Linked DNA regions of Mus musculus: region 1 is linked to region 2. Evidence: chromatin contacts called from ENCODE Hi-C data. All regions are on one chromosome and are shown on one strand. The core of a region is the stretch at or near the end of the contact, and the rest is flanking DNA. Distances in the headings are between cores, read along the strand shown.

What was found. A loop is a pair of places that touch in the nucleus more often than their neighbours do.
Region 1: a loop to region 2 is called in a map of heart, with 3 times the contacts of the local background. The contact joins the promoter of Adamts3 here to the enhancer-like site in region 2. A Hi-C loop is called at or near these places in 9 of 37 maps with a recorded cell type or tissue (gastrocnemius, heart and left cerebral cortex).

The regions. Positions count from the first base shown.
Region 1 is chr5:89,881,942-89,884,641 of GRCm38, forward strand. Adamts3 (a disintegrin-like and metallopeptidase (reprolysin type) with thrombospondin type 1 motif, 3) reads right to left here and starts at 1,393. Exons shown (of 22, transcript NM_001081401.2): 1 at 881-1,393. The coding sequence starts at 949.
Region 2 is chr5:89,843,226-89,845,925 of GRCm38, forward strand. The region is part of intron 3 of Adamts3 (a disintegrin-like and metallopeptidase (reprolysin type) with thrombospondin type 1 motif, 3); the gene reads right to left. Among named protein-coding and RNA genes, the nearest start is that of Gm25758, 16 kb to the left of the region's middle. Within about 2 kb of position 1,311, at least 1 of the 3 ENCODE cell types and tissues checked has a DNase peak (open chromatin) inside an H3K27ac peak, as active enhancers do; it is heart, where a contact is called at or near this core.

The DNA.
Region 1 (2,700 bases), core at 143-2,642, 39 kb after region 2:
AGAATCAACTAGAGAAATGCCCCAGTCTTAAAGTCCCGTGGTCAGACCAAGCAAACCAGAGAGGCTACAAAAACTCACAGAAAAAGCATGCACTGAGAGCCCACCGCTCCAGTGTGGGTGTGATTTATTACAAAAGGCTCCCCAGCCTGAGCCTCCTTCAAGGGCCCTTCTGAGAACGTCAGCTTCACCTTGAGTCTCCACAGGGTGGGGGCAGGGCCGAAAGGCACCAGAGCTGCACTCAATTTAGCTTTAAAAAGAGGAGGAGTTCTGCAGAGGGGGAGGGGAAGAGGCGGCAGACGCCTCCAGCTCTGGCTGCCCGCGGAAAAGGCGAGGGCAGGAAACGTCCCAGGCCCTCCCCAACTGTCAAACTGCAGCCCAGCCCCAGTCCTCCCAGGACACGTGTCTGCTGGGTAGCTCCGGGTCCTGCCTGGCGACTTCTTGAAACCTCTTATCCCTGGCCGCCCGCAGGAGCAGGGAGTCAGGAAGAGGGAGAGCCTGTGGGCTCCGGGATCCACAACCCTAACTTCGCCAGAGCGCCCGAAACGCCCTCGCGAAAGGGGGGGACAGCCTGATAGCCCCGCTAGGATGAGATCTGACTGCAGTCTCACACCTGGTTCGCTCCTGGTCGCCGCGGGCTAGGGGATCCCCAAGTGTGATGAACCTAGGCTCCCGGGGGATGGCTGTCCAACCTCCGGTGCAGTGAGCCCCCCAGGCCCCAGCCCCGCGCAGCGCCCAGCCCTCCACGCGCCGCCTCGGAACGCAGAAGATGCCCCAGAAGGGTGGCAGGAGGGGAGGAAGGGAGAGTGAAAGGGACGGAGGGGAGGAACTCTGTCGGGAAAAGGTTGGGTTTGAGTTTTTTTTATTATTATTTTCCACTTACTTGTCCATCAGCTGATGTCCTAACCTCTACCAGAGAGGCTGCTATCAACCAAAGTGACAGGAACACCATCACGAGTCGAGTGTACTTCGCAACTACTGGGCAAAGCAGCTACCCCAGCGCAAAGCACCCCAAAATAAGTTTCCTTTAAAAGCGCAAAGAAAATGGAAGGAGTGGGGGGCGTGCAGAGCTTTTAAAAAATTATCTTGGGCTTTGCTCAATGAAAAGGCAACGTGAGCTGTGCGCCTGGCCCCGTGCCCTGTCGGTCCTTTCCACTTCACCTTCTCACCCTGTCCTCCCAAGCCGACAGTGAGGGAGCCAGAGGTGCTGCGAGCCGGGCAGAGGCTGACCCGAGCGGGGGAAGGGACCGGGGCGTCCCACTCTCTACCCCGGAGCTGCTTTTGCGAGGCTCTCGGAGCACCGTGGGCCGCCTAGGCTAAGCACGGAGACGGCTCGGGTCCCGGGAGCGCAGCGGCGGGGAGAAGTGGGAGCCGGAGCCCAGCGAGCGGGAGAAAGAGGCAGCGCGAGCCCTGGATCCTCCGCCGCACACGCAGTGGGGGCGGGAGGACGAGGGGAGGAGGCGGCCGCCTAGGAGGAGGGAGGAGTGGGCCGCTCGCCCGCTCCGGTTGCTTGCGGGCCCCGGGCGTCTGCTCTCTGCCCGCGACCCGCCGGGCGCTAAAAAGGCGACCGTGTCACCCCCTCCCTCCTCCGGACGGCCCCTCCCGCCGCGCGCCCACGTCACCCGGGGCCCGCGCCCCCCGGCGTAGGGTCAGAACTCGCACCGTCCCAGGGGCTGCGAAAGCGCCGCCTGGACCCCGCATCCCCTTGGTCTCCGTGATGGGACGAGGGGCGGGGAGGGTCCCAGGCGCGCCTCCCAGCCCGACTGGAGGAGGGAGGGGGAGGGTCCGCTCACCAGACCTGGGCTGGATGAAATCACCTCCTCCAGCCAATCTCATCCCCACCCCCCACCCCACCCCACCCAGGCAGAGTAAAGTCTCCTGAGAGAATCCCAAGGACCCAAGGACGTGGGGGATTTTCCCCTTCAGACACTCGTCCCCTCCCAGGCTTGTATGGGCCCGGGAAAGCGGGGGGCCTCTCTCAGCAAAGCTCTTGTTTATGCTTTATTCGTTTATATTAGTTTTCAAAGATACCGCGTTCCCTTTCTTGACTCAACCGGATGTTTCCGTTTATCACTAGAGTACACAGGCCTCGGGGTCTCTTGCTTACACCCAGATTAAGTTATCTAGTGGCTTCTGCGGTTTGCAGTTTTCTGGGATTAAAAGACAGCGACCTGGGAGTTGCTGGAATCCCAGACCTACCTCCCTGGGGTAGACCAGGGTGGCCTGGGGGTTGGGGTGGGGGGAGGTGAGGAGGGAGTTCTCCTATCCTGGAGGACCACCCTCACCCAAGATCAGACCAGAGATTAATGAGGCTCACATTGAGGTGGGATTTTCGAAACTTCACCCAGAGATAGGGAAGTGGAGTCAGGTCTTGTTGGGGCAATCCTGTCAAGGTGTGGTTAGTTTTGAATTTTGTTATATGACTTCATAAATTGTTTATTCCTAGAGAGCTAAAGGAAAGGCCATCATCTGGTTTATACATTGCACTACGCTCATTGCTGTGTTGCCTCTGTCTTGTCGAAATTCTATACGGAGGACATTTACAGGAACGTATAGGAAGTGCCCTCATCTAGCAACAGAGTATATTAGGTTAATTAGTTAATTATTGCTTAGAAATAGGATTAGACCCTCAGGACTGAAGGACCTCTAAATTGACTTTTCCCTTCAACTGCAACCTGCAGCATCGTGGGCTGTCCTCGACTT
Region 2 (2,700 bases), core at 61-2,560:
ATTTACTTTTAACAGCCAAGGACTGACCCTGTAGCCCTAGAGGTGAATCCCAGGCCTTTCACTCTCCAGCCAGGCTCCCAGCACAGGTGCTCCTAGCATCACACTGGGAAGGGCACCCAGAGGCAAACATCCTTACTCCTGTCCATCACAATGGACAAATTTCCCTTTTCATGATTCCATTTCACTGAGACAAAATACCTGCTTCAAGACAAACTATAGGTAAGCCAGCTGGATCAAATAAAAGCCTGAGATATGCATGATACCCTTCTCACAAAGAAATGTTCAGCCACGCCCAGAGAACCTGGGGAAAAAGCCATCCTCAGAGTCCCTGCTTGAACTCCACCAAGGAGGAGTTCATAAAGAGGAGTCCTCCATAAGCCAGTCATGTGGAACAAGGCAAGTCAAACAAACCGCCAACACAACCAGTGTATCTCTGACAGGAAGCTAGTTCTGGCCATACATCCGCAGGAAGTACTTCAGTCACCTAAGTGGCCCCTGGTGGAACTTTGAGAAATGCAATTGTTCATCTTCTTTCAACCTCAACCTTCGAAGCCAAGAAATGGGCAACATTGAGGTTAGGCTAAATAAACCTGTGCAAACAGAATACAGAATACACGCGATCTTTACTAGTGTCTCCACCTGACGTTCTACTTTCCCAAGAACATCCCAGTCTCTCACCTGTTTCCTGATCTGTGCTCATGTTTCCTGTTTCCTCTGCCAACTCTCTGTGTCCTTAGCAACAAGTTGACTCAGCTGCATATGCAATGGTATCAGAGCTAGGAATCCCTGACTTGGGACAAGCAAGATGGTTCAGCTGGCGAAGGCACTTGCTGCTAAGCCTGAAGCTCTAAGCTGGATTCAGGGACCCATGTGGTCCTGGAGAGAACCAATTCCCAGAAGTTGCCCTCTGATATCAACGTGCATGTCTGTCATGAATGACCACCTATGCTAATAAACAAATCTACAAAAAAAATGTTTAAGAGAAATTTATAATGATAGAGTGTGATATGGTTTTTTTTTTCTAAAAGTGGAAATCCTAGGCAAAATGAGTAGAAACTGGAGAGCGGAGAGGCCTTTCTGGTCTCCTTCAGTCACCCCTATGAACCAGTGAACAGCACAAATCAAAATCTCCTTTGAGAGGAACATTGGGTGGGAGGGGAGTGGGCAGTAAAATATCACAGAAGAATGTGAAAGCCCAGGCTTAGCCAGCACTAGGCTCTCTATGGCTTCACCCAAAGCAGGAAATTGCTGTGCTACTCCATGCCTCTCCTGCACCGGTGCCCAGGCAGGCAGCCAACTCACTAACCCCTTCCCTGGCCTCGCACAGACCGCATAGCCAGGCTACCCTGGCCCCACCGTAACCCTAGCTGGCTGGGGAAGCTGGCAGAGGCCACGTCTGTGCTATTTAAAGCTATAAGCAGCTACTGTGGCTGGAGATGAGCTACTTTCACAGGAAGAGGATAAGGCCAGAGGCATGGATTTTAACAGGCACTAGCAAATTCACTCACCTGCTGAACAAGGAGCCCAAACTGGAAAGACAGCAGCTCAGCTTCATTTACTAATTACCTACACTCATCTATACCCCCTGCCTAGTAATTCTGTTCAAAGTCAAATTGCTTGATTACAGACTCTCTGTGTGCTATGTTTAAAATGGGAGCAAAGACCTACAAAGTCAAACAGCATGTCCGATGCAGCTGGGGCACAGTAACTGTCTGAAAGAAACTGTATGGAAAAAAAAAAAAAAAAAGAGCTCCAATGCCTGGCTCTGGGCTCCCTGCATCCCCCAAATCCAAATTTGAGTCTCAAAATACAATAAGATGATTAATTAATATATATATCACAATGTATCAAGATATCTATATGGGATATTTTATGTAATGATACACACAGGTTTTTATGCATTATACATATGCAAAAACAAGGAATCCGTTTGTGCACAGAGATATGCACTTGTGTATCTGTGTTTAATTCAAATTGCCTAGGTGGAATATTAAGAAACTTCACCAGGCATCAAAATAAAATAATGATCAAAAGTGCAGGCTCTGAAAGCAAGTGTCTAGAAGTTTTGTGAAACCCGATAAGATTCTCAGTTCTCTGGACTCGTCATTGTGGTGGTTTGAATAGGAATGGCTCTCACAGACTCATGTGTTTGAATGCTTGGCCAATAGAGAGGGACACTGTTAGGAGTTATGGTCTTGTTGGAGTAGATGTGGCCTTATTGGAGAAAGTGTGTCACTGTGGGGGCAGCCTTTGAGGGCTCCTATGCTGAAGTTATGCCCAGGCCAGTGTGACACAGTCTTCTGATGCCTTCAGATCAAGAGGTAGAACTTTCAGCTCCTTTTCCAGCACCATATCTGCCTGGATGCTGCCATGCTTCCCACCATGATGATAATGGACTGAACCTCTAAAAATATAAGCCAGCCCCAGTTACATGTTTTCCTTTATAAGAGCTGCCACGATCATGATGGCCCTTCTCAGCAATAAAACCCTAACTTTCTGAATGAAGACACTCATGTACAAAGAAGAATTTTTGACAATCTTAAGATCATTTCTACAAGGAAATCTGGCATGGTGCTCCTCTATTTTAGCTAGAATGAATGGAACAACATTTACAGTAGCTGTAACAAAGGAGCTCTCGTCTAAAGCTCCAGTCACCTCAGCCATTGCTGATACTCTGACTCTATAGTCTCACTGTTCTCT